5 separate regions of the Homo sapiens genome follow, and all the other regions are linked to region 1. A link is a loop called in an ENCODE intact Hi-C map of the cell type or tissue named here. Cell type or tissue: GM12878. All regions are shown on one strand. Region 1 has its middle 120 kb from the start of ADO. Region 2 has its middle 25 kb from the start of NRBF2. Region 3 has its middle 49 kb from the start of NRBF2. Region 4 has its middle 72 kb from the start of ADO. Region 5 has its middle 190 kb from the start of ADO.

Region 1 (5,000 bases):
AGCAGACATTTCCTAAGCAGCTCTGTAACAGGCCTGTCCCTTCCATAATTGGATACAGACATGTCAACAAGTAATGACAAGATTGAGTTAGGTGGAACTCTAATAATGGAAGCAGGTGCAAAGGCAACAAAAAGAGGGTGAGGTTAGTCTCTGGGAGCAGGAGTGGGGGAGTAGTTGGGAAGCCTTCAAAGCAAGGGGCTTTGTAAGATAAATGTTTCATAGGCATATAGATGACGGAAGGGATTCTAGAAGAGAACAGCAAATGTAAAGTCACAGATACCTGAAAATACACAGCACATGGGAAGGGTTGGAAGAAAAGTGGCATTGATGGTGAGCAAAGTGTGAAATAGGAGTGTCAGGACTCAGGCTGGCTGAATCCAGGTTGTGATGCCACATCAACAGGCTTGGACATACTTGTTAGAGCAGGAGTGGCAAACTGTGGCCCTTGGGCCAATTCAGCCTGCTGCCTGTTTTTGTGAATCAAGTTTTATTGGAACACAGCTGAGCTCATTGATTATATACCATCTACGGCTGCTTTCACACAATAACAACAGAGTTGAGTAGTTGCAATAGAAACTAACTGTAGGGCCCACAAAGCCTGAAATATCTACTATTTGTTTCTTTATAGACAAAGGTTGGCAAGCCCTGGCTAAAAGCCATGGTGGAAACATTGAAGGACTTTAAGTAATGATGTAACTATATCTCTGATTTAGAAAGATCTCACCATGTCCGGTGGGCAATAGACTGGGGAAGGAAGGAAGGTGGGAGGCTACAGTGACAGGCTTTGATTCATGCAACCAACCTTTTCCGAGGGCCCACTTTATGCCAGACACTGTGCCAGACTGGAATGCAGAGATGAGGTCACAGTCCACTCCTTATGACCACTGCAAACAAGAAAAGGTAAGAGCCTGGACCAAGGTGGTAGAAATGAAGATGCATGGGAGGGGATAGACCAGAGAGAGGTTTAGAGAGGTAAAGTGAGAGATTCTGGGGCTCCAGTTTTGGGACCAGATGGTTGGAAGTATCCTTCCCTGAGGTGGGGACACTCAAGGAGAAGCAGGTTTGCTTCCACTTCACTCCCCCTTAGCCTCTTTGAACTCACTGCACTTGCCCTGTGAGATGAAGTTCTTAAGAGATTTCTAGAGATAGAGAGGTTTTAACTGGGTTTAGATTTATCTGAGACAGACACCTGAACAAAAACTAAGTTAACCAAGTGTTGCCATCTGAATTCATTGTCACTTAGGAAAGAGCAAAGCCCCCACTGAATTTGAAAGAAAAGGTCCTGCATGGGCCCATGGAATAGCTGCTCCCCTGAGCTGACAGGTGGAAGGGACTGACTTCCTCATGCTTGTAACCCCCATAGGTCCTCCACAGATGTACACTGGATGAAAGTATGAGACCAAATGACTTAGGGTCTTGGCAAATAAAGATGGCACACTCAAGGGCTTCAGAGACTGAACACTCCATCTCTCACTCCTACCCTCTCATCTGCTGGTGTCATCCATTGGCTGCACTCCATCAGACCCCCCAGTGGGGGACCCAGATAATGCAGCAAGTGGGGCCATCTTCCTCCCCCACAGAGCCTGGAACAGAAGAGCCTTTTTGTGGTTCCTTTTAGTTTTGCCAAGCTTGGTGTGATCACACTTTCACTATTGAATTGTTAGTAGCATTACTGAAGTACTTGGACAACACATCATTATTTAGATAAATAAATATTTATTGGTTGCATATTCTTGCAAGCAGTTCTGGAGCACCTAAGAAGAGCCAGGTACTTTACCATGAGTCACATACAGAGATGGCTAGAGGGTTTTGCAAAGATATTGCCATCTGTGGGCATCCTTGTACACAAAGCTTTTGAGTATTCCAGCAGCATAGATTACTGGAAGTGGAATCCTGGACCAGGGCGAATTCATAGTTTACATTTGGTAGACACTCACAAATCACCTTTCTAAAAGGGCTGATGTACACTCTACAAGTATTTGAGCATGTCTTTTTTTGCCACGCCTTCTCTTGGTCCCTGGTGAGGTTAAGCATCTTTTCATATGTTTTTCAGTTCTTTGTAATTTTTCTTTTGTGAAACACAGTGGTTTAGAGCTTGATGTCTGAAATCAGACTGTTAGGTGGATTCAAACTCTGTCTTTGCCCCTCATGAGCTATGTGATCTTGAGCAAGTTATTTAACCCTTCAGTACTCCCATTTCTCATGTGTAACATGAGGATAGTGTCATTAGCTACTCTTTGGGGTTTTGCAGTCTAAGTACTTACATAGTGCCTGACACAGGGTAAACTTGATGTAAGGGTTGGCTATTGTAAGATTTGACCATGTCTTTTTGCCTATTTTTCTTTCCTGGTGATGTTAAAGTGTGACCAGAGTTAAAGACTACCAGGCAGAAAGCAGCCTGTTTCTGTGGCTCTTGTTTTATATGTATATGCACAGAGTAACAAGACTGAATCAATCTATTTCTGAAATGGTCTTCTGGTTCCTGTGTCATGATGTGCACTCAGATGATAACATTTCACTTTCCTACCTGGACCACAGATAAGTGTGTGTGCTGATGAGTGGAGGGTCATTTGACTGCTTCGGCTCTCCTGGCATCTCTGGAATTCTCAACTGTTGGAATTTGACCAGAGGTTCCCCCAGAGTAAGTTTGCTCCAGGGAGTGACAGCTGCCCCCTGTGCATTGTTCAGGGCAAGCCTAGAGGTCCTTGAGCCTTTGCTCTGGCGGCCAGCAGATGGAACTGCTGGAGCTCCGGGCTGTAGGAGGCCAGGTGCTCTGCGCTCTCACTTGCAGCGGGCTGAGGGCTGTGGTTGTGGCTGCCTGAGCTATTGCTGCCATTGGGGAGATCACACGCCCACAAGGGGAATGCCTCAAGTGAATGAAAAAAAAAAAATTAAAGGAAGAAGAGAAAAGCTCCTTCCTTTATAGGCCAACCTCACAGTTACGCAACTCTGACTGTACATTTTCAGACTTTCCGTGCAAGTGAAGGTCACCTTAAGATAGATTGAAAAGCATGTATCATAGTCATAGGAAAGTTCAAGAGTGTGAGGGTGTCTGAGGCATTACTTGGTGGTGAATGTGTGTGTAGATTTCCTATAGTGAGACTGGCTTACATGGGCAATGGAAGGAAGTTGCTGCTGGGCCACCAGCAGGGCCAGCATGGGAACCACCAGTGCTGTCCTTAATTGATGCCAAGAATTGTCCAACGTGTTAGCATTAATTCTCATACTAATACAGCAAGGAAGATATTATTAGCCCAATTTTATTGATGAGGAAATTAAAATCAGAAAGTTTAACTATAAGACCCATCAGCTAGAAAGCAGTGAGGCACATTTTTGAAAGTAGGTTTTTCTGATGTCAAAGTTCACATTCTGTCCACTGCCCAATGCACAGAGTTGCAGAATTTAGAATTCAAAGGGACTTTAGAATTCACAGCTTCTCTGTGCCCAAGATCACAAAGTTTGCGGCAACCTTGGAAATAGAATCTTCATCTCTTATTTTTTGTTTGTTTTTGGTTTTGCTTTTTAGGGTTTTTTGAGACAGTATCGCTGTGTTGCCCAGGCTGGAGTGCACTGGTGCGATCTCGGCTTATTGCAACCTCCACCTTCTGGGTTCGAGTGATTCTACCTCAGTCTCCCGAGTAGCTTGGATTACAGGTTTGCACCACCCATGCCTGGCTAAGTTTTGTATTTTTAGTAGAGACAAAGTTTCACCACATTTTCCAGGCTGGTCTGCAACTCCTGTCCTCAAGTGATCTGCCCACCTTGGCCTCCCAAAGTGCTGGGATTACAGGCGTGAGCTACTGCAACCGGCCAAGTATCTTCTACCTCTGATTCACATGCAGGCATACCCTGTTTTATTGCACTTTGCCTTACTGTGCTTTATAGATATTGTGTTTTTTAACAAATTGGAGATTTGTGGCAACCCTGCAACAAGCAAGCCTACTGGCATCATTTTTTTCCAACTACATGAGCTCACTTCATGTCTCTGTGTCACATTTTGGTAATTCTCACAACACTTCAAACTTTTCATTATTATTATTATATGTTATGGTGATCTGTGATCAGTGATCTTTTATATCACTATGTTACTATTATAAGTGCTTTGGATCACTGCAAATCATGCCCATATAAAATGGTGAACTTAATCGATAAATATGGTGCGTGTTCTGACTGCTCCACTGACTGGCAGTTTTCCTACCTATCTTTCTCTCTTTGGGCCTCCCTATTTCCTGAAACACAAAAATATTGAAATTTGGCTAATTACTAGCCATATAATAGCCTCTGAGTGTTGAAGTGAAAGGAAATGTGTGTCTCTCACTTGAAATCAAAAGCTAGAAATGATTAAGCTTAGTGAGGAAGGCATGTTGAAAACCAAGATAAACAAAAAGCTAGGCCTCTTGTGCCAGTTAGCCAGGTCACCAATGCAAATGAAAAGTTCTTGGAGGAAATTAAAAGTTCTTCTCTAGTGAACATTTCAGTGATAAGAAAGCAAGACATCCTTATCGCTGATATGGACAAAGTTTTAATGCTCTGGATAGAAGATCAGACCAGCCCCAACATTTCCTTAAACCAAAGCCTAATCCAGAGCAATGTCCTAACTCTCTTTAATTCTGCAAAGGCTGAGAGAGGTAAGAAAGCTGCAGAAGAAGAGTTGGAAGCCAGCAGAGGTTGGTTCATGAGGTTTTAAGGAAAGAAGCCACCTCCATAACATAAATGTGCAAGGTGAAGCAACAAGTGCTGATATAGAAGCTGCAGGAAGTTATCCAGAAGAGCTAGCTGAGATCATTAATAAAAGTGGCTTCACTTACCAACATCTTTTCAATGTACACAAAATAGCCTTAGATTGGAAGAGGATGACAAGTAGGACTGTTATGGCTACAAAGGATAAGTCAATGCCTAGCTTCAAAGCTTCAAAGGACAAGTTGACTCTCCTGTTAGGGGCTAATGTAGCTGGTGACTTTAAGTTGAAGCAAAGCTTATTTACCATTCCGAAAATTTTA
Region 2 (5,000 bases), 480 kb before region 1:
ACAATGCCCAAAGTGTGGGTATTTCAAATAAATGAAAATTACCTAAGGATGAAAACTGGTCTATGACCCTCTTGCCCCATTTAACATCTTGCTGCCTCCATAGAGGTTTATTTAGTTTTAACACTGAAACCAAAGGATTTTGTGGCAATGTTTAACTTTTTTTTTCTTTTCCAGTCACCAGCTTAATGGCATGTTTAATATCCTTCTGTTTCTTCTGTTAACATCTGGCCTTCCCTGAACAGCCATCTCCTCCTAAGAATAGGGAAATATCTGATATCAGTCCCTCCAAAAAGATCTATTAGTGGCAATGAAGACCCTGGGACTTAATAACACTCTGAATAGCAAGACTTTTCTTTAGGGAATTTCCATGGAGGAAGCCTAGGGCTAATCGTTGTTTGGTTCTTCTAATCAACCAAATCAAGAGTCCCTCTCTCAGATGACAAACTCCCTTTCCTCTTTCTGGAAACTACCTTTGGGCATCACTTACTTAGGAGGCTTTGGTCCCTCAGCCCTATCCCACTCCCTAATTAACCTGTCTCCTTTGTCTTCCTGTACATCCTGGAATCTGTGTTTAGCAACTTTAAAGACATTCTCATTTGTATTCTTGATTCCTTCACCGTTTATCCTTCTGTCATATCTGGACTACCCCTCCCACTTTTTTTCTAATGTAGTGTGCCCACATTAGAGAAACAGACTAAGAACGCAAAAACTAAACTCGCCTTCACTTGGATTCTTTCGGCCCTAACTCTGAGGGCCTATTCCAAATATTTTCCATTCCTCAAGTCTGGAACCTGATCCTGGCCCCTTCACCTTTAGGAAATAAAAAGCTAATCCACTTGAGCCTCCCTCAAATTTCATCTCATATTGTCCTACTATGATATGATTCTGACCAAGATTACTCACCTCCCTTAATTCCATGCCTTTGTTCCTGCTGTTCTAGAAATACAGCCAGGCGCAGTGGCTCACGCTTGTAATTCCAGCACTTTGGGAGGCTGAAGCGGGTGGATCACGAGGTCAGGAGTTCGAGACCAGCCTGGCCAACATAGTGAAATCCCGCCTCTCCTAAAAATACAAAAATTAGCTGGGTGTGGTGGCGCATGCCTGTAGTCCCAGCTACTTGGGAGGCTGAGGCAGGAGAATCGCTTGAACCCGGCAGGCGGAGGTTGTGGTGAGCTGAGATTGTACCACTGCACTCCAGCCTGGGCAACAGAGCTAGACTCCGTCTAAAAAAAGAAAAAAAAAAGAAATACCTAGAAAGTCATTTCCCCATTCTTTGATCCCAGATACTTTCCTGAAGGTGAAAAGTATACCAGCTACTTTGTATTTTTAGTAGCATAAGGCAAGATGTTTATAAACTGCTCTTACTATGAGACATTTACTAGCATCCAACTAAGGACTTTTTTTTTTTTTTTTTTTGAGACAGTGTCTCACTCTGTCGCCCAGGCTGGTGTGCAGTGGTGTGATGTCAGCTCACTGCAACCTCCGCTTCCCAGGCTGAAGCGATTCTCCTGCCTCAGCCTCCTGAGTAGCTGGGATTACAGGTGCCCACCACTACTGCCTGGCTAATTTTTGTATTTCTAGTAGAGATGGGGTTTCACCATGTTGGCCAGGCTGGTTTTGAACTCCTGACCTCAAATGATCCACCCGCCTCGGCCTCCCAAAGTGCTGGGATTACAGGTGTAAGCCACTGCGTCCAGACTTGGTTAACTCTTTGTGGCCCACCACACCTCCTTCCCAGGTCCTGAGCAAACATCAAGTTGATTCTTTTCTAAAGAAATTGGTATTGTTTCAGGCCTGCTTTGGCTGCCAAATTCTCCAGATCAGTAAACCCTTCTCCCAAGCTAGACGAAGTCTTGCTAATGATAGCTTTCAACCTAACCTCCAGGCACTTCCAGGCCCATTGAGGGTCAACCTTCTTGAGATTAAACCCAGGCAGCAAAACCTGAAAGGTCTTATCAGACAGGAAACTAGTATGCAAGACTACAGTCCCTGCCTGCACTAACCTGGCCCAGGCTTCTTAAAGACTCTTTTTGAATTGGTTTTCCATATCTGTTCCAGACAGGAAGTCAAGTAAGACCCCAACAGATTCATTTTTCCATGTCAGTCATTGGCAGGGCCTAGCCTTGAGTCTGGACACCATAATACCCTTCCTGGCTAATGGACCCAACAAGAACCAGAAGTTTCTTACTGTCCACCAGATGGCAGTGTTGGTTAGCAGTAGCTGGTAAAAGGACAAGATTGCACCTGGGAAACAACAAATAATCTGAGGATGCCCTTTACTTTTTTAAACAGTCACGCCATCCACTCCCAGAGATCTTTGATTAGGCTACACTGGGATTATGACACAATATAATGATACTAAAATTAAACACTTTTAATCTTCACATAACCTATGATCTAGAATGAATCAATAAATAATAGCTACTATTAGTTTACACCCTGACTCTTCAAATAGGTTATAAACACCCTGTGGCAGGCTGCCTCACACAAGCATCCATCTTAGTCATTTTCAAACAAGATTCTAACCACAACTGCTCACAAATGAAGGGTTATCATTAAAAATGGACATGAAGTTTTTTTCTGTTGAGTGTAAAGACAAACTCAAGTCTCACCAGATGGTCTCTGAATAAAGAAAAACCAGGCCAGTCGTGGTAGCTCACGCCTGTAATCCCAGCACTTTTGGAGGTTGAGGCAGGAGGATCACTTCAGGCCAGGAGTTCAAGACCAGCCTGGGCAACATAGTGAAATTCCGTCTCTACAAAAAATTAAAAAATCAGGTGTGGTGGCACACCTGTAGTCCTTGGTACTTGGGAGGCTGAGGTAGGAAGATCCCTTGAGCCCGGGAGGATCAAGGCTGCAGTGAACCATGATTGATCCACTGTACTTCAGCCTGGGCAACAGTGAGACCATCTCAAAAAATAAAATGATCTTAAAAAAAAAAATGAAAAAGCAACACTTTTTTTCTCTCCACTCTCAGTACTTCACTTCCAGCACCGGATGTGAGCTTTTTTTTTTTTTTTCCCACACATCAATTCTCTGGTAGGTGATCTTGCAAAATTAACTCAACTCTGACTCTACCTACCTGGAGGTTATGGGCTCAGTCCCACAAGACTACCCTTAATTCAGACCCAACCACAAATCCCCGGTTCAACCTGGTATTCTGACCAACCAGTTGCAAATCAGAGGTTCCCACAACACTCCCCACTGCTGCCTCACACTTTTGGATTCAATCCTTTGCTAGAATGGCTTAGGGAAACATCTTATTTACATTTAACCATTTATTATGAAAGTACTTATCAGAACAGCTAGATGGGAGACAGACATGGGGCAGGGACACGGGGCTTCTGTGTCCTCTCAGGGCACACCAGCTCCACATGTTCCGTAACACGGACGCTCTCAGGATCCTGTAGTTCAGGGATTTTTATGGAGACTTAATCATATGGGCATAATCAATTGTAACTCAATCTGCAGCCTCTCTCCCCTTCCAAAGGATGGGGCATGGGGCTGAAAGTTTTAAGCTTCTAATCATGCTGGTCTCTCTTGTGTCCAATCCCTATCCAGGGGCCCACTGAGAGTCATCACATTAGAACAAAAGTTCCTACCAGCCAGGAAATTACAGACTTGGGAGCTCTGTGCCAGGAACCAGAGACAAACAGCAAAATATTTATTTCTTCTTATAAATCACAATATCCTAGTCTCCAATGCCTCCTTGGGAAGCAGAAAGTAGCAGAGGTACAGTGGTACCTCTAACAGAGCTCATCTTTTAGAGAGAAATGGCTAGGCTAATAGAGTCATGTGCCATATAAAATTTCAGCCAATGATGGGCCACATGACAGATTATAAGACCATACCTTTATATTTAGATATACAAATGCCATTGTGTTACAACTGCCTAGCCAGTACAGTCCCATGCTGTAAAGGTTTGTAGCCCAGGAGCAAGACTATACAGCCTAGGTGTGGAGTCGGCTCTGCCTTCTAGGTTTGTGTAAGTCCACTTTAGGATGCTCACATGAAAAAATCACCTAACAACACATTCCTCAGAACACATCCTTGTTAAGCAACACATGACTATTTTTGGCACAAGCTTTTAAATGTCAAGTTTTATGAGCAAGGTTAGGCAAGTAAAATGTCGAGTCTAGGATATTAAAACACTGAGATATTTAGCAGAACAGAAATTCTAGTCAACCAAACAGAAAAAATAATAAAAAAAACAACAACACTGAGATAAACAAATTAATATATATATATTTTTTTTTTAGACAGAGTCCAGCTCTGTTGCCCAGGCTGGAGTGCAGTGGCACAATCTCAGCTCACTGCAACCTCTGCCTCCTGGGTTCAAGTGATTCTCCTGCTCAGCCTCCTAAGTAGCTGGGACTACAGGCCCATGCCACCACACTCGGCTAATCTTTGTATTGTTAGTAAGAGACAGGGTTTTGCCATATTTATCAGGCTGGTCTCGAACTTCAGACCTCAGGTGATCCGCCTGCCTCAGTCTCCCAAAGTGCTGGGATTACAAGCGTGAGCCACTGTGCCCAGCAAATTAATGTAACTTTTAAGAAAGTATAGAACTCAAGACAATTTGGCAGGCTAGTTTATTTTTGGTTTCATCTGCAGCAAGATGAGACAGGAAAAAATATGATTTCTCCATGGTCACTTCTGCTTTTTTTGAGACAGAATCTCACTCTGGTGTCCAGGTTGGAATGCAGTGGTGTGATGAGAGCTCACTGCAGCCTCAACCTCCCAGGCTCGAGTCATCCTCCCACCTCTGCCTCTGGAGTAACCACAACTACAGGCGCGCCATCACTGCACCCAGCTAAAGTTTTTCTGGGTAGAGACAGGGTCTCACTATGTTGCCCAGGGTGGTCGCAAACTCTTGGGCTCAAGCGACCCTCCCACCTCAGCCTCCCAAAGTGTTGGGATTACAGGTATAAGCCACCACGCCTGGCCCTATTTCTACTAGTTTCGTCACTGGATTTGTGAGCCTAACCCAACTTCCTCAA
Region 3 (5,000 bases), 400 kb before region 1:
GAAGGTGTGTGTGTGTGTTGTTTGTTTATGTATAAAATAAAGAATACATTAAAAAAACTAATAAGACTGGTTGTTTCTGAGTCAGGAAACTGGTTGCTAAGGGACAGAAGTGGGAGGAAAACTTTTTATAGCCGTATCTTCTTCTTCCAAAAATTTGAACTCATGTGGGTCTATTATGTATTTAAAAATTAAAACAATTAAAATAGAGAAAATCCCTTGGACTACTAAAAATAAAAAAAACAGCATTTGTTATCTTAGATGCCCTAGATGTGCGGGATACTTCTTTTTTTTCTTTGAGACAGAGTCTTGCTCTGTCACCCAGGCTGCAGTGCAGTGGTGTGAACTCAGCTCACTGCAACTTCCCTGTCCTGGGTTCAAGCGATTCTTCTGCCTCAGGCTCTGGAGTAGCTGGGATTACAGGCATTCGCCACCATGCCTGGCTAATTTTGTATTTTTAGTAAAGATGGGGTTTCACCATGTTGGTGAGGCTGGTCTTGAACTCCTGACCTCAGGCGATCCACCCACCTTGGCCTCCCAAAGTGCTGGGATTACAGGCGTGAGCCACTGCGCCCAGCCCTACTTCTTAAGAGAGAAAAAAAATTACCCCAGCTTATATCTTTTGAATTAGGCCTTTGTTTTTTCCACTTTTTATGAGTCTCCTGGATTTCTGCTTTCTTACTAAATATCACAGTAATAGTGACTTGCTTTCAGTTTAATTCAAAATCTTTTAACATCATATGAACTTAATTAACCATCTAAAAAGATTCCATTGTGCTTATTTTTACATGGATTTAAATGAATTTTGCTACTCAAGCCCCAGACTGAAACATGTTATGTATGGAAATCATAATTATTCATATCATTTAATACTGCCCATTTCATGTAGGTGTTCAATAAAGATTGAGCAATAATGCCATCCCCATGTATATTAGCAAATGTTCCTTTTAACCTTGGTGAAACTATTTTATTTTTTGGAGAGAAGGTCTCTTTCTGTTGCCTAGACTGGAGTGCAATGGCACAATCATGGCTCACTGCAGGCTCAACCTCCCAAACCCAAGCAATCCTCCCACTTCAGCCTCTCGAGTAGCTAGAACTACAGGCGCACACCACCACGCCCAGTAAATTTATTTTTGCAGAGGTGGGGTCACACTATGTTGCCTAGGCTGGTCCCGAACTCCTAGCTTCAAGTGATCCTCCCACCTTGGCCTCCCAAAGTGCTGGAATTACAGACGTGAGCCACTGCACCCAGCCAGAAACTAACCAGTCTTATACATTGTTTTCCTCCTTGAAAAAGAAGTTGAAAATTGCCAAATGCACATTTTCCCCTGTTCCATGTCCAGCCACACCCTGTCTGGACATAAAAATGTAACCTCAGATTCGAGTTTGTCATTGGTAAGTACTTCCAGACACTGGGAAGCAACTTCTTTCTGTTCTCTGATCCCTACCCCGACAAAAGAGATGAAAACTTTTAAGCTAAAGTTTTCAAATAGTTCTTATAAAGAAAGCTCAAATATTTTAAATCAATAATTGGTCAATAAAGCAGATGTTCCTGAAGTAATACTCTTTATACATACATGGTCTGATCCCTCTGTAACATAGGAAAAGGGAATTTTCTCATAAAGTAGTATGATACTCCACAGGAGGGCCCTGGTTAAATTCCATTATCAAGGATGGCTAGACACAGCTTGCATTCTTGTTGTAATAAATATTGCTTAAAATATTTAAACTTCTTTCTGGGCCATGGAATTTAGTGTTAAAAATAGTCATTCTTGTGAGAGTTGTAGCTGTGTTTTAAATGATTGTTACATTTGCTGTCATTGCATATTTCTGTTCACCCAGATTGTAAAATTTAGGTTCCTAAAGCAGGAACAAAACACTCTTTCGCACCAGCCTGCTATTAATTGGAAAGAAGACTGGGAGGTTCATGGGCCAAAGGGGACAAGATGAGTCATCTCTCCTTTCTACCAAAGGGTAGACCATAACTGGGGCTTTTGGAAAGTCAAAGGAGAGTTTTTAATGACCTAGAAATAACTTTTTAAAATTTCCACAATCATGGGTGCAAATAGGACTGAGCAACAGGAAAGCAAATAAGGAACTAGGACAGAGCAAAGATTTTCCTGGCATCTTTGACCACTGTCAATCACAATATAGGTTTTCAATGATGTTCTTTTTTAGCCAGTGAGACACACATTCTTATCTATAGCAACAGGACTATCACAGAACATGCTCTTATGGAACTAATGTAGCACATTGTGAAAATTACTCTGGCATGTGCCAAGAATCTGATTTTCCAGTTTTTGGCACTAAAGGCCTGATTCCCCACTCCGCTCCCCTCCTCCCACAGGGTGTCCTGAGCAAATGCTCTTTAAACACAACGACAGTAATAGGAGCTGTTGAACATTTGCTGTCCTGTTTTTGTGTAGTTTCTAAATACGTCCTCTAGGTGTCTTCAGTGACCAGCATTCGTGGATATTTTCGAGTACTTCTGCCAGCTGGCCGAGTGTGGGTTCAGTTTGTAAGAACAAGTTCTGCAATCACTTCTATAGAGCATTTTGATAAATTAGAATGAAGTATTTTGGGTAATAAGTACTTCTAAGTATTTAATAAACTTTTCACATTCATTTTAGGTAAAATACTGATTTTCTATTTCTGCAATGTTGACTACTCAGAAAACTTTCTCCTAATACAAATGGTTTAGGTTAAATTGTTTTTAAAAATGCCACTGGGGCTAAAGAAAGCACATTTTTCCCCCATTGTTCTGTATTATTATTATTATCATTAGTTGTTAGTATTTTGACACAGAGTTTCGCTCTTGTTGCCCAGGCTGGAGTGCAATGGCGCGATCTCCGCTCACTGCAACCTCCGCCCCTGGGTTCAAACAATTCTCCTGCCTCAGCCTCCCGAGTAGCTGGGATGACCGGCGCCCGCCACCACGCCCGGCTAATTTTTTGTATTTGTAGTAGAGACAAGGTTTCACCATGTTTGCCAGGGTGGTCTCAAACCCTTGACCTCGTGATCCACCCGCCTCGGCCTCCCAAAGAGCTAGGATTACAGGCATGAGCCACTGTGCCCAGCCTATTATTTAAAAAAATATATATATATTTCAATAGGTTTTTTGGGAACAGGTGGTGTTTGGTTACATGAATAAGTTCTTTAGTGGAGATTTCTGAGATTTTGGTGCAACTATCACCTGAGCAGTGTACACTGTACCCAGTGTGTATTCTTTTTTTTTGTTTGTTTTTTGAGATGGAGTTTCGCTCTTGTTGCCCAAGCTGGAGTGCAATGGCCCGATCTCTGCTCACTGCAACCTCTGCCTCCCGGGTTCAAGCGATTCTCCTACTTCAGCCTCCTGAGTGGATGGGATTACAGGCATGCACCACCACACCCGGCTAATTTTGTATTTTTAGTAGAGACAGGGTTTCTCCATGTGGATCAGGCTGGTCTCGAACTCCCGACCTCAGGTAATCTACCCGCCTCGGTCTTTCAAAGTGCTGGGATTACAGGTGTGAGCCACCACACCCAGCCCAATGTGTAGTGTTTTATACCTCACCCCACTCCCACCCTTTCCCCCAAGTCCCCAAAGTCCATTGTATCATTCTTTGTGTCCTCAGAACTTAGCTCCTATTTATGAGTGAGAACATACGATGTTTGGTTTTCCATTCCTGAGTTACTTCACTTAGAATAATGGTCTCCAATTCCATCCAGATTGCTTTGAATGGCATTATTTTGTTCCTTTTTATAGCTGAGTAGTATTCCATGGTATATATATATACACCATATTTTCTTTATCCACTTGTTGACTGATGGACATTTGGGCTGGTTCCATATTTTTGCAATTGCGAATTGTGCTGCTATAAACATGCGTGTGTAAGTATCTTTTTTGTGTAATTACTTATTTTCCTTTTGGTAGATATCCAGTAGTGGGCTTGCTGGATCAAATGGTAATTCTACTTTTAGTTCTTTAAGGAATCTCCACACTGTTTTCCATAGTGGTTTTACTAGTTTACCTTCCCACCAGCAGTGTAAAAGTGCTTCCTTTTCACCACATCCATGCCAACATCTACTATTTTTTTTTTTTATTAAGGCCATTCTTGTAGGAGTAAGGTGGTGTTGCATTACGGTTTTGATTTGCATTTCTCTTATCATTAGTGATGTTGACCATCTTTTCATATGTTTGCTGACCATTTGTATAAATTCTTTTGAGAATTGTCTATTCATGTCCTTAGCCCACTTTTTGATGGGATTGTTTTTTTCTTCCTGATTTGTTTGAGTTCCTTGTAGATTTGGATATTAGTCCTTTGTTAGATGTACAGATTGCAAAGATTAAGAATGCACATTTTTTAAAGGGGAGCAGCTTTATTGAAAAATGTGAATTGAATTTGTATTATGGAAATTAGAGTGGGCACAAAAGACAGAGTCCAAGAAGACTCTGCAATAGGCTTAAGTTGTCAGGCTCTGGGATCCAAATTGTAATCTGTTTTCCTTTATTATTCACATTTGGGCTTGGAGAGAATTCTAAAAATATATTCAGTGGGAGGATCTGTTGTGAGGAGGGGGCTGTAATGTGGGATTTGACACTGATAAATGTGGGTGGGGTCAATGTGCATGTGGCCAGGGAATTTTTGTTGTAGGCTAGAGGATCTGTTGACTCTATCTACCAGCTCCATGACCCTGGCCTAGAATACTGATGACCCAACAGAAGTGTGCAACATCTAAAGTGGCACTTTCAATATCTTAAGATTTACATTCAAATAAGTGAAATAATTAATTTTCAATTATAATTAAAAGATAATAATAAAGCATTGGATGAAATCATCTACCTTTATTCCTTTGTCCCTAGAACTACTCAATGTCAAAGCATTTCTTTTTTTAAGCTTTTTATTTGGAAATAGTTTCAAACTTACAAAAAAGTTGTAGAAGTAAAGATAGTTATAAGGAACATTCCTATACCTTTTAACAGAATTGACCTATTGTTAGCATTTACCCCACTTACTTTGTCA
Region 4 (5,000 bases), 51 kb before region 1:
ACTAGACCATTATAGGTAACTCTGGAGCCAGAATGTCAATAATCTGTCAGGATGACTAATCCCATTTCAATGAATGAGAATGACATTGTTGATTGGCACTGGGCTTGTGAGCTTGGGTTTGGAGGTGGGGAGAGGTGACGCATGTACCACGTATTTGCCAGGACTACCAAGGGACCTTTTTCTGCTTTACTCCATAGTCATATCTAATTTCTAAGTGTTCATTGGCCCCATATAGGCTTCAGGAATTCCTAGTACTGCCTTCCTTGGAGTTTACTGTCATTGGATCGATTAGCAAAGGGTAAATGCATGAAACTTTCCATTTCTCTTTATGCTTGTGTCTATAATTTGGGTAAGATGGCAGGTGATGGTTTGGGGATCTAGGCTGAGGTCTCATGAGCTAAGAGGATTGGCTGATTAGGAGCACATCATGATACACTTGTTTCCTTTCATACCTTCTCTGTTTCTCTCTCTCTCTCTCTCTCTCTCTCTCTCTTTTCTAGGCACCTTGACCTACTTTTGTCCTTAATCTTGCCAAGCACGTTTCCCCCTCGGCCCTTTTACCAGGTATGTTCCCCCAGTAATCTCTCTCATCTGTTCAGGTTTTTTCAATGTTATCTTCTTCATTGACCCCTCTCTCTGAAGTGCTACCCCCTCCCCAGGCCAATCTCAATTCTCTAATCTTAGTTTATTTTTGCTTCATGGTGCTGCTCATTACTACAGAATATTATGTTCAATAGCTCTTTATCTATGTGCAGATTTTCTATCCTCTTCACTAGAGTGCAAGACTTTGAGAGCACAGACTTTGCCTGTTTATTGTTGTATCCCAATGCCTAGACGAGTGCCTGAACATAGCAGGTGTTAGGAAATGTTTGTTGAATGAGTGAATGGAGTGTTGAAAGTAAGGAGACTTTTCTAGGCCAGGGGTTTCCTGCCAAGTCATGTGCCAGCTCCAGAGAGCAATGCTTATGGAGACAAGGCAAGAAGCCACAGCAAGGCGTGTGGTAAGGGCTGGTGGTAAAAGCTGATCTGGGAGCCACAGATCACAGCAGTAGTCAGAAAGCACAGTGTTTTCTAGGAAATTCTGGATCAATGTCAGAATCCAAGTGAATGACAATGACAGCAGATGTGAGTTCCTAGCACAGATAACTCACGGGAGGCACTTTCTCAGATGCGAAGCTTTCCAAATGCTTATTGCTGGAATGGAGCCCACATGGGCCCTGAGAAGCTCTGAGGCTGAGCTCAATTCAGAGGTGGTAAAGTAGTTAACCCAAGGTGGTTGGTGATGGAGGCCTAACTGCTGTGAAGCCATCATTGATGAATCCATTCTGTTCTGCAGAAGAGAGAGCCATGTCTTCCAAACCAGTTCCCAATGCACTATAGCCTCCCTTTACAGATCCTTGTCTCCCAACCCCACCACCCCAAAATACTTTTTTTTTCAAAGAAGTTATGGTGCTGACAATCCCCCAGGGACCAGTGGTCCACTCACTTCTTATGTCGGGGAAATCCACTCGACAGCAAAGGGCTCTGTGCTGGCTGGGAATCCCCACTGCAGCAGCAATCTTTGTGGGGCTGAGCTGCAAACGCTTTTCAGATTTAGCACGCAGCCTCATGAGGAGGAATAGTTGCAGTTGCCTCTGCTGAGAAACAAAGCTGATGACACTGAAACATCTGGGAAATGGGAATATTATTTCTAGAAGATGAAAACAAATGTCCAAGCTGGAAGTGCTGCTGGCACTGACCTTTGTGTGCCTGGTTCTCCCACCCCCAAATCAATTTGTACACTCCTAGGATCTGTGTAGGTGGAAAGACTTTGCTGTGTATTTGTAACTCAGCTCATTATCTGAGGGTAAGAAGAAAAGAGGCTTGGCGTGGCTTTCAGAGGAAGTAAGGTGAAGACTGTTCTCCCCCAAACAACTAAATAAACCACGTAGACCTTTCATGACTCAGAAACCACAGACTCCACAGCTAACATGCATCTATTCATTCTTGTCTACAAGTATTGATTGAGAGCCTGTTGTGTGACTAACACAGTGCTTGGGTTGAGAACGTAATGGTAAAACAAGATTCACTCTCTCCCTTCAAAAGCAGGTAATCCCACTCTAATGTGGTACATTCTACAACATGGAGGCAGTGGAATATAGTAGCAAGGAAGGTAGATTGGGTTTTGCCACTAACTAGCTGTGTGACCTTGGGCAAATCACTCTGCTTCTCTGAGCTTCAATTTTCTCATCTATATTTCAGGGAAATTACCCACGTTATGGGATTTAATAAAGTCATATTTACTATCAATGTTTAGCCTAGGTGCCAATAAATATTAGCTATGGTCTGGTTATGATTTTATGATAAGTGTTATAGAATGCTGTGGGGTACATTTATATATTGAAATATGCTATTTCTGGGCAAATATAACTATGTTCAGGATAAAGCCTAGAAAAAGTTTGAGTAATTGGAGGTGCTATGTTTTGCTTCTTGCTTGAGAGACCCTCTCTCTGAGTCTCTCTCCTTTCCCCTTTCCTGGAGCCCTGTGTTCTCTGGATCTCCCTTGGATTTTCTCCACCAAAATTTCCTCTCAGTGGATTGACAGATTGGAAGGAATCTAAGGACAGTATGCACATGGCATTGTCATTGATTTAGAGCATCACCCTTCCTGGAGGTATTCACATCTCACCCAGAAAATAGTGAGGTGTCAGTAAAAACTGCCTTCTGAAAGTAATTAAAGAGTTTGGTATTTGCATAGGGAGAGACAAATTGAGAGGGAAAAGTTCCAGAAACAGACCCATGAATACATGGAAATTTGGTTTATAACAGAGATGGCAACACAAATCTGCAGAGAAAGAGTGAACTACTCAAGTGCTGGGATAATTAGCTATGGAAAAAAAGAAATATCCCTATGTCATACTCTATACCCAGGTAAATTACAGATGGAATTAAGACCTCAGTATGAAAGGGAAAGTTTAAAACTTTGAGTTGCAAACATAGGGCACTTTAAAACATCAGAGCTATGTCTCAAAAGGCATACATCCAAAGGAAGAGACTTATATTGAAATATTATACTTGTGTGCCAACAAAGACACAATAGAGAGTTAAAATATAAGCTGCAGACTGAAAGAAGATACTTATAATGCCTACAGATAGCAAAAATTCTTGATACAGATGTATGTTTTAAATTCCTACAAATTAATAGGAAAAGATAATCCAATAAAAATGGACAACTAATATGAACTGGACAGTCATGGAAAAAAGAAAGAAACAACTCAGTCTCATTAATATCAAGTGAAATCCAAATCAAAACCATAGTGTGATATGATTTCAAACCCCTGAGGCTGGCAAAAATGATAATATCTGATAAAACCAAGTTTGTCAAGGATGCAGGGAAACAAATATTCTTATACATTGCTGGTGGGAGTGTAAGTTGGTGAGTCTATGCTGGAGAGTGCATTGGCAATATCTGTCAAAGTTGAAGATGTATATATCCTAAGATTTAGTCATTCTACTTCTAGGTATGTAAGCTAAAAGTCTCTTGCACATGTATACAAAGTGACAGGTGAACATATGTTCATTGCATCATTGTTTGTAAAGGCAAAAACTGGAAATCATTTAAATGCCTATCAATGAAAAGATGGACAAGTTGTGAATTAGTCATGTAATGCAGTACTATACAGCAGTTAAAGTAAATGAGATAGAGCTACATATACCAGTATGGATCGATCTCTGAAAGGTAATATAAGAATAGAAACAGCAAACTATACAAGTATCTGAATTATAAAATACCATTTAGATAAAAATTTAAAAAACACACCAAACTTTATATTGTTAACATGATATATTTATACATTATATATTTATATATGATATATGTTGCTTATATATTTGTTATATACAGCTACATCATATATTTTTAAAGACACATGTTGTTTATATAAAAATACATAGTGAATGTATCACAAACAAACATGGGCTGGACAGGCATGTCCTCACTCGAGGACAATCTGGAGATGAAGGAAAGAGACAGGGATGGCAGTGATTTGGTGTAGGGGAACTTAAAAAAGATTGGAACCTAATGTAATAAAATGTTATTGTTAAATCTAGGTGGTTGATGGCATATATGCAGATACATGTACTTTTCTGTGTTTTGATGTTTTAAAATTAAAAAAAACAAATGGAAAAGAACTGGTTCTATTTCTTGCTAATATCTTTTCAAATGAACTAACTCTTCAATTAGATAATGCCTATGGGTCTATTTACTCCCTACTGTACCTCATGGATTTGATATGCATAGTTTGACTTTATGTCAAGTTCTGTTCTTTGCAGACCGGGCTCTTCTAGGGCAGAGAGGCCATGTGTGCGTGGGTAGTCCCTTCACTTCACAGAGATGCTGACCAAGGTGTGCAGGGACATGAAACACAGTCCATGCTCTGCTCCCCAAGATATACCCCTGGCACAGGTCTGCATAGTTGCATCCAACCAGAGCAGGCATCTTTTGATGTGTTTTAAAAAATATGTAGATATATATAATATACATATATATAAGCAACATATATATAAATACATAATATATTAATATATCATGTTAACAATATAAAGTTTGGTGTATTATTTAATTTTTATCTAAATGGTATCTTATAATTAGGTGCCCAAGGAGGAACCTATTTCTCATCTGACCATGTAGCGTGGATGCCTTCTTCTATTTGCACAAAGGCATAGTCTAGACTAAAAGCAGACATCATCTAGATTAAGGCTACACTCGAGGTTTTCTCACCTTATTGGGGTACATATTAGCAAAATAGTTGAAAATAAGGTTGAAAACATGTTCACTTTGTCTGGGACAGCCAGAGGGAGGATGGAGGAGGATCCAACTTGTTCACTACTATCCATTTTTCTTTCCAACTGATCATTCAAGAAGCATCTGATGAGCACATTCTAGGTGCTAGGAATAGAAGATTGAATAATATTCAATAATAAATTCTTTCTTCCCTCAAGGAAGTCAGACACTCAGATAA
Region 5 (5,000 bases), 71 kb after region 1:
AAATGAAGATCATAGATTCCATATGCATAAAGGGAATATGCATTAGATGCTAGGTGAAAGGGCTCTGAGATGGTCCCATGGGCCCAGCTAGGGTCCTTGGGGCCCTTCTTGACTTCTCCCTATCATTCTCAATCAAGTCACCAAGTCCTGTCAACTCTACCTCCTACACGCCTTTGTAGTCAGCCGCCCCCCTGCTTCTGCATCTCCTTTGCCTCTGACCCTGACGCCCTCATGATTTTCCCCAACCAACTGCCTTCCCACCCATTTCTTTTTTCTTTTTTTTTTTTCTGAGATGGAGTCTCGCTCTGTCACCAGGCTGGAGTGCAGTGGTGCGATCTCGGCTCACTGCAACCTCTGCCTCCTGGGGTCAAGCGATTCTCCTGCCTCAGCCTCCCAAGTAGCTGGGACTACAAGCGTGCACCACCACACCCAGCTAATTTTTGTATTTTTAGTAGAGATGGGGTTTCACCATGTTGGCCAGGATGGTTTCGAACTCCTGACCTCATGATCCACCCGCCTCAGCCTCCCAAAGTGCTGGGATTACAGGTGTGAGCCATGGTGCCCGGCCCTTCCCACCTATTTCTTTGCTTCCACCCCTTCAATCCTTTCTCCACACAGATGGATTTTTCTGAACACCAATGACCATGTGACCATCCAGCTTGATCCCTTGTTTTAAATCCTGCTCTTACAACCTAGCAGCTCCCCAGCATACTATGTTCTCCTATGGCTGTGTGCACATGGAATGGGAGTTCCACAAGCAGAATTTACTGCAGGGAAGCTCCTTCTTCCTACTCCCCTCTCTCCAGAAAACCATCTTAGAAACCATCTAATGTAACTCTCTTGCATTGTGGAGGGGAAACATAAAGAACTTGTGCCTAAAACATCCTTTCTTTCCACTTCAAATGTCAAATTTACATTCCCTGTTAAAATTCAGCCCATTATCTCTTCTAGTAAGGCTTGGACCACCCCCTTTTTATAGTCCAGGTTAGGGGCCCCTTCTACATATGCTCACAGCACCCTGTGCTTACCAGCTCTGTATCGTGACTATTTATTCATTTGTCTTCCTGTCTCCCTCAACTAGACTGTAAACCTTTAATTTAAGGTCAGGGATTGGGGCCTATTCATCTTTCTATCTCTACAGACTATACTAGTGCACATATTAAGTTATTGCTTCATGGCTGTCTATTGAATGAGTAGATGAATATTGGTTACAGATTGGAGGAAGGATTATTGCTGTAGGGAAAACACATTCACGTGAATTCCTCTGAGATGTGTAAACTGAGGTGTCAACTTCTCCTTTTCACATTCACATGGCTTGGGCGCCTTCCCTTCAATGAAGCACCCTGGAGAGTCATGCCCAAGCAATATATTTCCATTTGGATTGGAAACACAACTCCTCCCTTCTGGAATATTGTTTGACTTTTCTTGTGTGGGAGAACCAAGTCAGGAAGTAGAGCATGCGTCTCACCTGTGCGTAATAAGACAGGGTCTGAAAACATTTTTGCTTCAATAGCTATATTTTTTAAAGCTACCATTTATTAAGAGCTTATTATGTATTGGCCCCATCCAATCCATTGCACACATTTTTCACTTATTCCTTACAACAGTCCTGTAAATTCAGTGCTATTCTTTTCCCAAAATTACAAGCAGAACCTGAGGGGTGGAGAGATTAGAAACCTGGCCAAGGCCATGTGGTGAGGTATCAGTTCGAAACTGATCTTTTAGTCTCTACTGCAAACACGCTTGATTATTACATGATACCCATCCATGCCAAGCACAGCCAGGCTTCTTAACCACCCAGTGAAATTTGCTGGACCTGTGCCCCTGTTCCCACTTACAGATAAAGACATTGAGCCTGATTGGTAACAGAACTTGATCTACTAGAACTCTTGTCAGTTTAGTAGACACAATTTTTTAAAAAATGAGAAAAGTGCAACTTGCATTTGTTCAGTGACAGCCTGGTGCACAAGCAGGTGGCTGCTGTGATCCCCAAACCCCCGGGCTGGCGGGCAGGGCCTCTCGCTCAGGCATTCTAAGGAAACAGCTCCCTCTTTAGGTCGACTGGAGGAACAGCCCCCAAACTGCCTGGAGCATCTGCCAGCTTGGTAGACCTCTCCCAGGTACCTTGTGGGCGTCTTCAAACAACTTGACTTACAGTGTTATTGCTGTTGTTGTATGTGCATCAAGAAGTCATACTTTATCCAGGACTGTGCAATTGAGAAATGCTGTGGTGGCTAGCATTAAGTTGCCCATTATCTCAGCTCTTTGACTTTGTAATTTCTATCTGTGAGAGAATCTAATTCCCTTTTTCTCTGTCTCCAGCATAATGGAAAATAAGGGGCCAGAGAATAAATTGGAGGCGAGGGCAGAGGCTGCAAAGGGAGAAGGGATGGTCTTTCTGAGCCACATCCTATGGGCCTGGTAGCCCTCTGCTGACTGGATGGAGGAGGAGGAGAAGGGGCTGGGTACAAGGCCCTCAGTGGTGCAGACCGTCTGCTGCATCTAAGGAGGAAGAGTGAGAGGATGGAGGAGCAAACAGGGCATGACCTGAGCAAACATGAAAGTCCAAGGGAGAAAGCACAGGTTGTTGAGTCTGTCTTCCACACTCAGCACTAATTAGTATTCTCGACTGGATGCTCTAAACTCTGTGATCTGGAAGGATGCTAGTGTTATCAGATCCAGACCCAAAGTCAGCTCCTAAATTCTCATCCACTGATCTGACACAATTGTTCCCCAAAGAATCCATATTCACTTTCTTTTGGAGACAATTTTAGGATGTCTAAATTGCGAAGCAATTTCCTGGGTGGAGAGTTGGGAAGTCATAAGGTTATAGCCAAAATACAGAGCCTTGCCATTAAAGAGTCCTCAGTGACACAGCTTGAAGCTCCTTATTGCACCATAGAACAAGTTGCATTTCTAAAAACAGGATAAACAACCAATATCAGCTCTACACTGAAGCCACCTGGATGACCTGCAGGTGTCTACACACCCTCCTGGTGATGCAAACACTTAGTAGAATTTGCTCTTTTCCCCACTGGCATAGGGACTCCCAACCGCAAAAGTAAAATTTTGGGCCCCACTATGCAGCATTGGGTAAGCCCTGTTCATTTCTGGGCCTTTCTGTTCCCATCTCTGAAACGAGGGGTTTAATGAGATTGGGGGTTTCCAGCTATGCTCTGCAAAATCTAGGGGTCCCTGGGGTGCAGGCCTATCAGTCTTACCTGGACAAGATAAGTTCCTTTTGCATCTGTATCACATTGGGTGTCTAGCTGAATATTTTGTTTGATCAAAGAGCCCACAGCTAAAAACATGTTCGAAAACTACCGTACTGGATGATACCTGCTGTGGTCCACTCATTTATGCACTCATCCAACAATTACTTATTGAGCACTTGCTGTGTGCCAGATACTGTTGTAATGTCAAGGAAACAGTGAGCAAAATCCAGATTCCCTTGTGCAATATGGACTATAATTTTAAATTGGGACATTTGGCCTTCCACTGTAGGCTTGACCTTGGACACAGAGACCACATCCTTATCCTCAGATGGGCGACCAGGATGCATACTTTTGTACACATTTAACTTTCTGTTTTCTGGTTGTCCCACTTACCCATGAGAACTTGAAGCTTGCTTGTTGAATATATGGTATTCACATAGTCCTGAAGAGTTAAAGAAACATGATTTTCCTAAGCAGGAATTAGGACAATTGAGCTGATGAAAGAGGTTTTCTTTTCTTTTTTTTAAATGGTTTGTTTATTTGTATAAAATTATTCTGAAAGATAATATATTATGTTTATTGCATCTTACTCGATGAATATTCTCTATTAAAAACAGTGAGATTTCATGGGAAGAAATATCAAATTTATCATAATAATTCAGTTAACATTATTTGTTCAGTCTTTTTCATCATTTGTCCACTTGTAGGCATTGGAGAAAAAAATAGCTGAGATTGATTGAAGCCCTGCTCTGTGGCAGGTATTTTTCTAGGCATGTTCATATTGCATCTCTTGCCTAACTTAATCACTTAATCTTCAGAGCAATCCTGCAAGAACTATTTACCAATTTCTAGAGATAATGAAACTGAAGCTTAATAACCTTCCAAAGATCACAAAGCCAGTAAGAAATTCACGTTTAGGGGAGGAGCCAAGATGGCCGAATAGGAACAGCTCCGGTCTACAGCTCCCAGCGTGAGCGACGCAGAAGACGGGTGATTTCTGCATTTCCATCTGAGGTACCGGGTTCATCTCACTAGGGAGTGCCAGAGAGTGGGCCCAGGTCAGTGGGTGCGCGCACCGTGCGCGAGCCGAAGCAGGGCGAGGCATTGCCTCACCTGGGAAGCGCAAGGGGTCAGGGAGTTCCCTTTCCGAGTCAAAGAAAGGGGTGACGGACACACCTGGAAAATCGGGTCACTCCCACCCGAATATTGCGCTTTTCAGACCGGCTTAAAAAAACGGCGCACCACGAGATTATATCCCACACGTGGCTCGGAGGGTCCTACGCCCACGGAATCTCGCTGATTGCTAGCACAGCAGTCTGAGATCAAACTGCAAGGCTGCAGCGAGGCTGGGGGAGGGGCGCCTTAGGTAAACAAAGCAGCCGGGAAGCTCGAACTGGGTGGAGCCCACCACAGCTCAAGGAGGCCTGCCTGCCTCTGTAGGCTCCACCTCTGGGGGCAGGGCACAGACAAACAAAAAGACAGCAGTAACCTCCGCAGACTTAAATGTCCCTGTCAGCTTTGAAGAGAGCAGTGGTTCTCCCAGCACACAGCTGGAGATCTGAGAACGGGCAGACTGCCTCCTCAAGTGGGTCCCTGACCCCTGACCCCCGAGCAGCCTAACTGGGAGGCACCCCCCAGCAGGGGCACACTGACACCTCACACGGCAGGGTATTCCAACAGACCTGCAGCTGAGAGTCCTGTCTGTTAGAAGGAAAACTAACAGAAAGGACATCCACACCGAAAACCCATCTGTACATCACCATCATCAAAGACCAAAAGCAGATA

The links. A loop is a pair of places that touch in the nucleus more often than their neighbours do. Peaks named below come from ENCODE experiments on the same cell type or tissue, not always from the same donor. Only the 100,000 strongest peaks of a DNase experiment are listed, where the experiment ranks them.
Region 2: a loop joins it to region 1, with 11 times the contacts of the local background. A loop is called at or near these places in 2 of 110 quality-filtered maps.
Region 3: a loop joins it to region 1, with 2.7 times the contacts of the local background. A loop is called at or near these places in 3 of 110 quality-filtered maps.
Region 4: a loop joins it to region 1, with 3 times the contacts of the local background. A loop is called at or near these places in 11 of 110 quality-filtered maps.
Region 5: a loop joins it to region 1, with 5 times the contacts of the local background. A loop is called at or near these places in 11 of 110 quality-filtered maps.

What each region holds. Positions count from the first base shown.
Region 1 is chr10:62,679,379-62,684,378 of GRCh38, reverse strand. No RefSeq gene overlaps it. Among named protein-coding and RNA genes, the nearest start is that of ADO, 120 kb to the left of the region's middle. RefSeq lists an enhancer at 2,815-2,994. In GM12878, a CTCF peak has its summit at 2,725 (motif pointing right); a DNase peak (open chromatin) is centred at 2,898; H3K27ac peaks cover 1,492 bases.
Region 2 is chr10:63,155,516-63,160,515 of GRCh38, reverse strand. No RefSeq gene overlaps it. Among named protein-coding and RNA genes, the nearest start is that of NRBF2, 25 kb to the right of the region's middle. RefSeq lists enhancers at 2,249-2,298, 2,379-2,428. In GM12878, a CTCF peak has its summit at 2,200 (motif pointing right); a DNase peak (open chromatin) is centred at 2,215; H3K27ac peaks cover 716 bases.
Region 3 is chr10:63,081,530-63,086,529 of GRCh38, reverse strand. No RefSeq gene overlaps it. Among named protein-coding and RNA genes, the nearest start is that of NRBF2, 49 kb to the left of the region's middle. In GM12878, a CTCF peak has its summit at 2,441; a DNase peak (open chromatin) is centred at 2,409.
Region 4 is chr10:62,730,082-62,735,081 of GRCh38, reverse strand. No RefSeq gene overlaps it. Among named protein-coding and RNA genes, the nearest start is that of ADO, 72 kb to the left of the region's middle. In GM12878, no CTCF peak of the experiment used is centred here; a DNase peak (open chromatin) is centred at 1,901; H3K4me3 peaks cover 1,158 bases; H3K27ac peaks cover 3,017 bases.
Region 5 is chr10:62,607,888-62,612,887 of GRCh38, reverse strand. No RefSeq gene overlaps it. Among named protein-coding and RNA genes, the nearest start is that of ADO, 190 kb to the left of the region's middle. In GM12878, a CTCF peak has its summit at 2,045; a DNase peak (open chromatin) is centred at 2,027.